Linked DNA regions of Homo sapiens: regions 2, 3 and 4 are each linked to region 1. A link is a contact called in ENCODE Hi-C or POLR2A ChIA-PET data. All regions are on one chromosome and are shown on one strand. The core of a region is the stretch at or near the end of the contact, and the rest is flanking DNA. Distances in the headings are between cores, read along the strand shown.

Region 1 (2,700 bases), core at 139-2,638:
AGCACGGTGGCTCAAGCCTGTAATCCCAGCACTTTGGGAGGCCGAGTTGGGAGGATCACTTGAGGCCAGGAGTTTGAGACCAGCCTGGGCAACATGGTGAGACCTCATTTCCATTAAAAATAAAAAATTTAGCCATGCATGGTGTCATGCACCTGCACTTCCCAGCTATTCATGAGGCTGAAGCGGGATGATTTCTTGAGCCTGAGAAGTCAAGGCTACAGTAAGCTGTGATTAGCCTGGGCGACAGAGCGAGACCCTGTCTCAAAAAAAAAAAAAAAAAAGAGATAATTTATGAAAGAATATGTACACACACTCAGAATGATGCATGTGGCTTAACTGTTTACAAGTGTGAATAAATGGCTCATTTACATAGAGTATCACATTTAATCCTCTCAAAGCCCTAAGGGGCTTGTTATTATAATCTTCATTTTATAAATGAGGCAGTTCAGAGAAATGAGGTGAGTTGTTAAAGGTCACAACCAGTAATTGTTAAAGCCTCAATTTAAACTTAGGTCTGTCTAGAGCCTGAGATTTTAAGAATTATGTGTGCATAAATAATTTAAAAATTAAATTTTCTTTGGCTCTCAAGGACATGTATTTTTGCATCTGATTTCAATTAAGCTAAATACATTTGGTGCCGACTAGGTACCGAAGACATTTATATAACTTAAGATAATATCACAATGTATTTACCTTCTCTAAGCACTCCTTCAGCTTCCCTGATTAGGAGGCGGCTGGGCCTTGAAAGAAAACTTCCTTTCTGATGTACGGAACAGAGGACTAGGAGCCTGCGTGAGTAGGTCTTAGGGTGAAGGAAGCCTTTTCAGAAGGGGAGATGAGGGAGAGAGGAAAATGAATTGGCAGGAAAAAGGCAGAAAAGGTATATTTCAAGAGGGAAGTCTGAAAATTATTTCCATCAGAGCTTTCTGTGACTTGTTTTAATGATAGCCATCCAGGCTTTTTATTTTATTTATTTATTTTATTTTATTTTGAGATGGAGTCTCACTCTGTTGCCCAGGCTGGAGTAGAATGGCGCGATCTCAGCTCACTGCAACCTCCGCCTCCTGGGTTCAAGCGATTCTCCTGCCTCAGTCTCCTGAGTAGCTGGGACTACAGGCGCCCACTACCACACCCGGCTAATTTTTGTGGTTTTTTTAGTAGAGACAGGGTTTCACTATATTGGCCAGGCTGGTCTCAAACTCCTGAACTTGTGATCCACCCATCTCGGCCTCCCAAAGTGCTGCGATTACAGGCATGAGCCACCGCGCCTGGCCAGCCATCCAGTTCTTGAAGGCCAAAGAAAGCATAATAAACCTGAAGATTCTTGGCAGATCCTGGCATTGCTGGACTGCAGGGTGCATAAACACCCTGGGTGACAGATGACGTGGCCGGCCATCTCAGGCCCATCCCTGTGCACTGGGTCTGGACGGTGCCAGCTCCTTGGCAACACTGCAGGCTGTTATGACCCTGTGCCAGGGCGGGGGAGGGGCCGAGCACCAGGTGACGTGGCAACACCGCAGTCAAAGGAAAGCCATGCTAAGAGGCCACTGCCCCGCAGTCCTGTGACAGGCAAGGGGAATGCAGGAATATTGGGGAAGAGGGGAGGGGTGGAGGGGAAGGATCATTGTTGCACGGCTCTAGCAAGAAAGAAAATCTAAAATTCTGCTTCATGGCTCAGCTCCCAGCACAGCTAATGCTTGGAATGGACCAGTTGCCTGGACAGTTTCAATTATTTGTCATAAGCAGCTCAGGCCTTGGTGTGCAGATTTCCTTTGCCCCTCAGTTTCAGATAGCCCACTGTGGCCCCTGCTCATGATTCAGACTGAAATAGCTGCCTGTTTTGCATGCCAGTTAAGCCTGCATTTCAGTTCTTGTTTCTTTGAAAGGACCTGTCAGGGAAGCAGTATGAAATGTCAGGTTCCGGTTTGGTATTCCCCCTCTACCTTCAACCTTGTAGCTTGACTTTTGTGGGATTCCCACTCATGCTCAGAGTCCCCTCATGCGAATAGGCTTATCTAATTCACAAGTAGCTCGGTGATGTGATGATGCCTGGCCCTGTGAAATCATATTTTTTCACCTTACATCACCTTCCATGGACTGGCTGGAATTCAGATTAGTTAGCCATCCCATTCTTGCTTGGACATGCTTATTAAAGATAGAGGATATTGGCCAGGCGCAGTGGCTCATGCCTGTAACCCCAGCCCTTTAGGAGGCTGAGGCAGGTGAATCATCCAAGGTCAGGAGTTCAAGACCAGCCTGGCCAACGTGGTGAAACTCCGTCTCTACTAAAAATACAAAAAATTAGCCGGGTGTGGTGGCACGCACCTGTATTCCCAGCTACTCGGGAGGCTGAGGCAGGAGAATTGCTTGAACCCAGGAGGCAGAGGTTGCAGGGAGCCGAGATCGTGCCACTGCCCTCCAGCCTGGGCAACAGAGTGGGACTCCATCTCAAAAAAAAAAAAAGGCATTATCAATTATCAAGGAATTATCAATTTCTTCCTACAAAATAACTGAGGAGTCCTACATAGATCTTTACAATTGTCTGTGTAGAAGTTCAAACTCCTGAAAGTTGGCTAGTCCTTGTTCATATCTACCCCATACCTGTGTTAATACCGTTTACATTTACTCTTTCAGACACAGGGGAACAAGGTCCTGAGCAAAGGAGGACTTGGTATGAACAAGTGGGTTTGGTGCCGCCAT
Region 2 (2,700 bases), core at 45-2,544, 140 kb after region 1:
GTGCAGGGGCACAATCTCGGCTCACTGCAACCTCCACCTCCTGGGTTCCAGTGTTTCTCCTGTCTCAGCCTCCCGAGTAGCTGGGATTACAGGCACACACCACCGCGTTAGTTTTTGTATTTTTGGTAGAGATGGTGTTTCGCCATATTGGCCAGGCTGATCTCGAACTCCTGACCTCAGGTGATCCGCCCACCTCGGCCTCCCAAAGTGCTGGGATTACAGGCATGAGCCACCACGCCCGGCTGATCTCTTTTCTATTTTAATAGAGATCAAACTCTCTGTGTTGCCTAGGCTGGTCTTGAACTCCTGGCCTCGAGTGATCCTCCCACCTTGGCCTCCCAAAGTGCTGGGATTACAGGCATGAGCCACTGTGCCTGGCCTCAGTTCTACTACAAAAGGAAGCCAGTACCAGCTACCACCCAGGGTGGCTGTAGGGCTACAATGGAGCACACAGAACCCCTACCCAGGGCCCGGAAGACGTCCTGACTCCTCTCCCCTCCCTCTGCTCAGAACTCCTCTGCTTCTTTCTGATGTAGCCCAGGGCTGGAGGAGGCAGTCAGGGAAGTTCTGTCTCTTTTTCATGTTATCTTACGAGGTCTCTTTTCTCCATTCTCAGTTCAACAAATGGTTGCTGCCCAAGGCTGACTGTGCCCACCCCCAACCCCTGCTGGCCAGGGTCAATGTCTGTCTCTCTGGTCTCTCCAGAAGTCTTCCATGGCCACCTTCGTCCCCACCCTCCAGAGGAATCTGAAACCGCATGTGCTCCCTGGCCCCCACAGCCCCTGCCTCTCCCAGAGCAGCAGTACCTAAGCCTCAGTGCACTCCAAGAATTGAAACCCTCAGTCTGCTGCCCCTCCCCACCAGAATGTTTCTCTCCCATTCTTACCCACTCAAGGCCCTTTCAGTAGCCCCTTGGAGTATTCTCTTCCTACATATCAGGGCAACTTCCAAACTCATCACCCTTCTGAGGGGTGGGGGAAAGACCCCCACCACATCGGGGGAGCAGTCCTCCAAGGACTGGCCAGTCTCCAGATGCCCGTGCACACAGGAACACTGCCTTATGCACGGGAGTCCCAGAAGAAGGGGTGATTTCTTTCCCCACCTTAGTTACACCATCAAGACCCAGCCAGGGCATCCCCCCTCCTGGCCTGAGGGCCAGCTCCCCATCCTGAAAAACCTGTCTGCTCTCCCCACCCCTTTGAGGCTATAGGGCCCAAGGGGCAGGTTGGACTGGATTCCCCTCCAGCCCCTCCCACCCCCAGGACAAAATCAGCCACCCCAGGGGCAGGGCCTCACTTGCCTCAGGAACCCCAGCCTGCCAGCACCTATTCCACCTCCCAGCCCAGCATGGCACCCCTGCTGCCCATCCGGACCTTGCCCTTGATCCTGATTCTGCTGGCTCTGCTGTCCCCAGGGGCTGCAGGTCTCTTCCATCTCTGGCAGGGGTGGGAAGGGGGCTGGGGGCCTGGACAGGGAGCACTGTACCTTCCAGGGCTCTCAAAGAGAGGTCTGGACAGTTGGGAGTCAGGGCTGGTGATGGCAGTGACTGGGTATCAGACACTGGGCTCAGGGTACACTCCTGATCCTCCTCCAGACCTAGGAGGCAGAGAGGTGTGGGCAAGGATCCGATGCTGCGGGGAGGGGTGAGGTTGGGCGCTGCCCGACTCCTGGCATCCAGGTTCTGGCTCTGGGGACCGCTTGGTGGAGGGTGCAGCTTCTGCAGCCCAAGCCTGCCACCTGGTGGTCATACTGGCACAGGCCTGGCTGTTCTGCCCAGGGTTCACAGAGTGGAAAGGGAGATGGCTCCAATGGGACCGGGCCAGATCTGTTGGCCAGGAGGGGTCAGTCCCCATCGGAGCTCCCTCCTGCCTCCCATCAGACTTCAACATCTCAAGCCTCTCTGGTCTGCTGTCCCCGGCGCTAACGGAGAGCCTGCTGGTTGCCTTGCCCCCCTGTCACCTCACAGGAGGCAATGCCACACTGATGGTCCGGAGAGCCAATGACAGCAAAGGTCTGCTACCTTCTCCCAAGGCATCCCTCTAGTCCCCAAAGACCCCTTCCTGCGACACCCTCTGCACCCTTTTCCCCATTCATGCCTTCCTGTCCACCCGTCTCCTGGGGTACCCACACTCTAAAAGCTGCCCCTTCTCCTTGGGGCCTCCAGAAACTTGACCCAGTCTTCCCCTCCCGCCACTTCTGCCCAGTGGTGACGTCCAGCTTTGTGGTGCCTCCGTGCCGTGGGCGCAGGGAACTGGTGAGTGTGGTGGACAGTGGTGCTGGCTTCACAGTCACTCGGCTCAGTGCATACCAGGTGACAAACCTCGTGCCAGGAACCAAATTCTAGTAGGTACTGGGTCCAGCCTGAGGCACCTAGGGAAGGGGGTGCAGGAAGAGAGAGAAGCTAGTGTGGGGGAGATCTGGTGGGCATGAGGAGAGGGTGAGGGCACAGCAAAAGGGGGTGAAAGCTGGGCCTCTTGGAGGAGTGCACATAGGGGAGACACAGCTGTGAGGGTAGGTGGCCCAGGCTGGAGCCCCTCTTCCTGTAAGTCCCAATACTCACTGAGGGTTCTCTACTCTCTCCCAAACCACAAAAGCATTTCCTACCTAGTGAAGAAGGGGACAGCCACTGAGTCCAGCAGAGAGATCCCAATGTCCACACTCCCTCGTAAGTAACACTCCCGCCTCCCTTTCCCATCTCAG
Region 3 (2,700 bases), core at 91-2,590, 240 kb after region 1:
CAGTTAGCTCTCCCTTCGCCCACCTTCCTGGGACTCCCTCTAATCAAAGCATACCACTTTCCATGGGTAAACGAAGATGGCAAAAGACAAAAAGGCCTGGACCTAACAACTCAAGAGACTTCTGGCCAACAGCCCCAAGCTCAATTCCCATCATGCATCCTTCAGTCATCATTTATCCATTTGCTCCCTCTACTGGGGTACATACCACTCAGTGCCAACAGGTCTGCCAAGAGCACAGCCACCAAGGCCCAACAGACTCGCCTCCTCGGCCTCTGCCTCCTAACTTTGTCTGCCATAGTGCCCCTGGGGGAGGCGAAGAAAGAAAACACTTAAAACTGGATACCCGGAGTGAAGGAGACAGAATCACATCCCAGAACGGAGAGGCTGTAAGATTCATATCTACTTCATTCTTACCCAGGGCAGATCAGCCTACTTCTCCCCTTCTCCCTCCTGATGGGTACAAACCATTCTCTAATCATCCCAGCAGCGCCCACACAAAGGCCCAAGTGAAAGAGCATGGGTCCTCGGCTTTGCCACATCCCTAAACAGAGAAGCTAACAGGACAAGAGAAAGGAGACCCGAGCCTTTTGTCCACCACACAGGCAGTGAGTGGCGCACCGCAGCACTGTGCCTGTTGTCAGACACCTGGGGTGCGGCCAGGGATCCCCGCCCAGGGCTCAACCACCTCCCCACACCTGGAGCTCCCCCGCTGACGGGGAAAGCCAGCTGGGCCTGGACGGGAAGAGAAAGGTAATGACGTTGGGGGTAGCTAGGATGAAGGAAAGGCCTATCTCCTCCTCGGCATCCCTGCGGGTTGTCCCGCCCCCTCCCCTTTCCCAGCTCACTCCCCGGCCCCGCTGTGCCCACAGACGCAGTGCCAGGGGCGGTAAGGTTCCCCGCCCGGCGGGTAGCCGTTACCCGGTGTTCACCTAAACCCCACCTGACGAAGGCGGCGGCTCCCACTCCCGGAAACGGATCCCGGCCCGCCCCAGCAAGTGGGGACAGACCGGGGGCCGAGCTGCGTGCCCCCCGGTGCGAGGCCGAGCGCCCGGCGTCCGCGCGGCCCTCCCTTGCGCTCCCGACCCGCCCCCGGAGCTCGCACGCTGTCTCCCCTAGGAGGGGTGGCCGGCCCGCACCTCCATCCACCCCCGCTACCTCTTGCCTCCGCTCCTGCGGCCCCAGCTCTGGGACAGACGCGGCACGAACGTACCCACGAGGCCGGCAGCGCCCCCCACCCGCGCCCTTCACAACTCCTCTCGGTTTGCAAACTGTTACATTAGCCACCAACCTCTCGGCGGCGTCTCGCGCACCAGCCGGCCCCGGACGCGGCGCGCGCTCATTGGAGCCTCGGCCGCCCGGCCCTGCGCTGCGCGCCCGGCCCCGCCCCCGCCGCCCCGGCGCGCGTACTCATTGGACCACGTCCCAGGCCCCGCCCCCTCCCTTTGCCAGCCTTGTAATGGGGCGGCGGAGGGGACCAGCCACCGGTTGGGCAGAAGCAGCCGGCGTCGGCCTGGGATTGGACCACGTCACGGGGCCAGCGCGCTCCACTCCTTCCTCCCCAGCGCCGGCCCCGGGGCGACCGCGGGACCTTTTCCGGCGCTGGATGCTTTGCTGCCGGGGTTCGGGAGTGACCTGCGCCTAGAGCAGGTCGGGCGCACTGCAGTCCCGCACTCGGGGCTCTTCTTCCGGTCACCTGTAGAGCCCGGCCGAGGAATGGAATAACAGGCGTCCTGTCCGCAGCCCCGCGGAGGGGGCGCTGGCCTGCCGGTTAGTATTGAGGTGCCCTAGGCTTTGGATAGACGTTGGAGAATGGCTGTCCCTCGGACTGAGTCCGTCGCAACCCCCTCTGTTTTACTGAGGAAACTGAAGCCACAGAAAAAGATGTTTGCTGATGGGTCAGAGATAACCGATGCATTCGTCGCAGAATCTGGCCAGGATTTCTTAGGTTAAGCCCCACTCATTTGTATAAGAAAGAATATTCCAAACTTAAGTACTACACACAAAAGACACTTTTATTTGTGAGGCTATAGTTGGTTGAGCTTGTGTGCACCTTCTCCTATTTCTGTTCTATTAAATCTTGTGAACATTTCTCTACTCTTTAGCTGTTTCTGTCATAGAATGACAGAAGCACCTCACTGCCTTCTCTTTTAACTTACAGCTCCATAGAAATGTGCGCAGTCGCCCGGGCGCGGTGGCTCACGCCTGTAATCCCAGCATTTTGGGAGGCCAAGGCGGGCGAATCACTGGAGGTCAGGAGTTCGAGACCAGCCTGGCCAACATGGTGAAACCCCGTCTCTACCAAAACTACAAAAATTAGCCAGGCGTGGTGGCGGGTGCCTGTAATCCCAGCTACTCACGAGGCTGAGGCAGGAGAATTGCTTGAATCCGGGAGGCAGAGGTTGCTGTGAGCCCAGACTGCGCCACTGCACTCCAGCCTGGGCGACAACAGCGAGACTCCTTCTCGAAAAAGAAATGTACGCAGTCCTTGGAGACTGCATTTTCCTTAAGTGTGGATGGAAATAAGTCATCTGTTTTCTCTCCTACTAAGTTGATGCCTGGCCACCCTTCACAGAAAGGCCCGCTTGAAGACCCTGGCTGTCAGGGCCAGGGTTGTGTCAAGCCTGAACTTGTTTAAGGAGCTCTTAGCTCTTCCTTTCTCTACATTTTTCGTGATGCTTAGGTGGAGAGTGGTCCGGTGTC
Region 4 (2,700 bases), core at 51-2,550, 250 kb before region 1:
ACCCTTCCTGAGCCCCTGGAAATCACTAAGCTAGTTTCTGTCTCTGTGGATTTTCTTCTATTCTGGATCTTTCGTATTAATGGAATCATATATGAGTGCCCCATTGTATCCGTCTTTTTTCACATAATATTCTCAAGGTTCATCCATATTGTAGCATGTCAGTACTTTATTCCTTTTTGTGACTAAATAATATTCCATTGCATATATATGCCACATCTATTGATGAATGGATTTGTTTGGATTGTCTCCACTTTTTGGCTACTATGAATAATGCTGCTATGAACATTAGAGTACACATTTTTGTGTTGACATATATTCAGTTCTCCTGGGTATGTACCTATGAGTGGAATTGCTCAGTCATGTGGTAATTTTGTTTAACTTTTTGAGGAACTGCCAAACTCTTTTCCAACGTGGCTGCACTATTTTACATTCATCCTCACCAACAATTATTATGATAGCCATCCTAGTGAGTGTGAAATGACGTCTCACCACGGGTCTGATTTCCATTTCCCTAAGGATATTCAACATTTCTTAATGTGCATATTAGCCATTTATATATCTTCTTTGGACACATATCTATTCAAATCTTTTGCTCATTTTAATTTTGTGTTTTCTACTCCCTCCATTTTGCAGATGAAGCCCATTTTTAGACAGGAATACTGTATTTGTCTTTTTATTGCTGAGTTATAAGAGTTCTTAGGCCAGGCGCGGTGGCTGACGCCTGTAATCCCAACATTGGGAGGCTGAGGCGGGCGGATCACTTGGGGTCAGAAGTTTGAGGCTAGCCTGGCCGACATGGTGAAACCCCGTCTCAACTAAAAATACAAAAAACAGCCGAGCGTGGTGTGGCGCGTGCCTGTAATCCCAGCTACTCCGGAGGCTGAGGCAGAAGAATCGCTTGAACCTGGGAAGTGGAGGTTGCAGTGAGCCGAGATCACGCCATTGCACTCCAGCCTGGGCGACAGAGTGAGACTCCATCTCAAAAAAAAAAAAAAAAAGTTCTTTATATATTCCGGATACTGGTCTTTTAGGCACACAGGTTATCCTGTATATTAAATAATAGTGGCTGTGCCAGCGGCTTGTTAAACTGTAAGATGTGACGCAAAATAAATGAAGGCGATGACAGTGAAAGGGGAGAGATACGAGGTTCCACAGCTGGAGGGTGAACGCCCCCTACACCTCCTGGGCTTAATCGTAACCGGAGCGGGGTACCCTCAATTTCCCCAGCCCACAGGCCCCGCCCCCCCCCCCGCCCTTTGACCTGCGCCGCTTCCGGTTGAAGACGTGGCTTGGGGCCGCCATCTTGGCAAGAGGCGAAGCGGCAGCGGTTCCTGTCAAGGGGGCAGCAGGTCCAGAGCTGCTGGTGCTCCCGTTCCCCAGACCCTACCCCTATCCCCAGTGGAGCCGGAGTGCGGGCGCGCCCCACCACCGCCCTCACCATGGTAAGATCCGAGCCAGGACCCGAACTCCTGGGGTCCGAGCCTCACCGTCTCTCCTTGTCGGCGGGCCTGGGGCAGGGGCCGGAGGAGCCCCGCCCTGAGGGTCTAGGGCAGAGTGCTTTTGCTCCGGGCTCGGGGAGCAGTGTGGCCTCCTGTGCCCGGTCTCCTGGAGATCCGATGGAGCTGACTCCAGTCCATCTGTCGTCGTGCCCGCTTCCGCACCACCCCCCAACCAGCTGGACTCCCTCGTTTGCTGGGACCTGCCCCTGAGACGGCCCGGCGTTTTTGCTCTGCGAGAACTTCGTGGTGGTGGTGCGGGTCCCAGGCTGCGGACCTCGGAACTGATGCTGTCCCGCCGGTTCCCTGGCGCTTAGGCTCAGCAGGCTGGGCCTGTCTCCGGAGGTTCTGGTCCTTCTGTTAATCAGAGCTTGTCTCCCACCCCCGGTGTTTGCTAGGCCGTTGATAACTCGAAATGCAAATCCACTGGTGTCCAGAAATTTTTCTTTTTGTTCAGAAGGGGGAAATGGAGACACAGAGCGGAAAGGAGTAACTTCTAACACTAATGTATAGGACCCAAGTGTCTCTGAAACCTTCCACTACTTCCGCAGAACTCACTTGTGTCCATTTGTTAGTGTGACTCGGGGTACATACACTGTGTAGACCACTGGGAAAATGTGAGCAGGTTCCAGAGAACACAGGGTTTGCCTTCAAGGAACTTATTGTCCAGGTGAAGAAAAATGTGTATGTGGCATGTCGTAGTCAGATGTCTCACAGGAGGTGGAGTAAGAGGGATGGGTTAGCCTCCGAGACCAGTTACTTGCCTTCCCATGCGTTATCTTTGTATACTCATCTGTTACAAGGATGAGAAAGGTTAATGTGGTTGAGGATGGAGGAAATCAGAACTGCTGACATCACTCAATCTTCCTTTATCGCTGTGATTTGTGGATATTCATGAAGTAGTAGACATTCTTTGGTTTCAAAAAAGCTAGTAATTTATTTTTCAGTGCACCTTATGTCCTTTAGTCTTTTGAAGGATGTTCTGTTCTGTTCTTTTTTATTCTTTTGTCAATAGATAACTTGATTTAAAACATCGTCCAGTGTACCTGAGAGATGGCAGAATGTAATTTGGTGGCAATCCTAATAAGTTCTATTGACAACCCTTTAGATAAGAACTTGGATAATGGGGGGAATTCATGCTTGGACTTTAGGCCACTGAACAGCTTTTCTCAGCCTCAGGTATATAAATTGCATCAAACAGGTT

What was found. Hi-C counts contacts between places; a loop is a spot of excess contacts on that map. ChIA-PET counts read pairs that join two places held with the same protein, here RNA polymerase II (POLR2A). Pooled maps may share reads with other maps.
Region 2: a loop to region 1 is called in a pooled map, with 2.5 times the contacts of the local background. The contact joins the promoter of UPK2 here to the enhancer-like site in region 1. A Hi-C loop is called at or near these places in 3 of 50 pooled maps. POLR2A ChIA-PET finds 5 or more read pairs at or near these places in 5 of 52 experiments (Caco-2, PC-9, WTC11 and 2 more).
Region 3: a loop to region 1 is called in a map with no recorded cell type, with 5 times the contacts of the local background. The contact joins the promoter of HYOU1 here to the enhancer-like site in region 1. A Hi-C loop is called at or near these places in 1 of 37 single-sample maps with no recorded cell type and 3 of 50 pooled maps. POLR2A ChIA-PET finds 5 or more read pairs at or near these places in 3 of 52 experiments (AG04450, HEK293 and PC-9).
Region 4: a pooled map shows a loop between it and region 1 (4-fold over the local background). The contact joins the promoter of ARCN1 here to the enhancer-like site in region 1. A Hi-C loop is called at or near these places in 2 of 50 pooled maps. POLR2A ChIA-PET finds 5 or more read pairs at or near these places in 5 of 52 experiments (AG04450, GM12878, Panc1 and 2 more).

What each region holds. Positions count from the first base shown.
Region 1 is chr11:118,819,148-118,821,847 of GRCh38, forward strand. No RefSeq gene overlaps it. Among named protein-coding and RNA genes, the nearest start is that of DDX6, 29 kb to the left of the region's middle. RefSeq lists an enhancer at 1,914-1,993. Within about 2 kb of position 1,389, at least 22 of the 41 ENCODE cell types and tissues checked have a DNase peak (open chromatin) inside an H3K27ac peak, as active enhancers do; they include GM12878, where a contact is called at or near this core.
Region 2 is chr11:118,955,004-118,957,703 of GRCh38, forward strand. UPK2 (uroplakin 2) reads left to right here and starts at 1,295. Exons shown (of 5, transcript NM_006760.4): 1 at 1,295-1,423; 2 at 1,880-2,011; 3 at 2,205-2,343; 4 at 2,595-2,665. The coding sequence starts at 1,348.
Region 3 is chr11:119,055,865-119,058,564 of GRCh38, forward strand. It overlaps HYOU1 (hypoxia up-regulated 1), which reads right to left and starts at 1,341. Exons shown (of 26, transcript NM_006389.5): 1 at 1,156-1,341; 2 at 206-303. The coding sequence starts at 296. RefSeq lists enhancers at 439-939, 940-1,439, 1,799-1,848 and silencers at 919-1,198, 1,289-1,568.
Region 4 is chr11:118,571,109-118,573,808 of GRCh38, forward strand. ARCN1 (archain 1 coat protein complex I subunit delta) reads left to right here and starts at 1,301. Exons shown (of 10, transcript NM_001655.5): 1 at 1,301-1,442. The coding sequence starts at 1,440. It also overlaps a transcript of IFT46 not described here. RefSeq lists enhancers at 963-1,092, 1,603-1,682.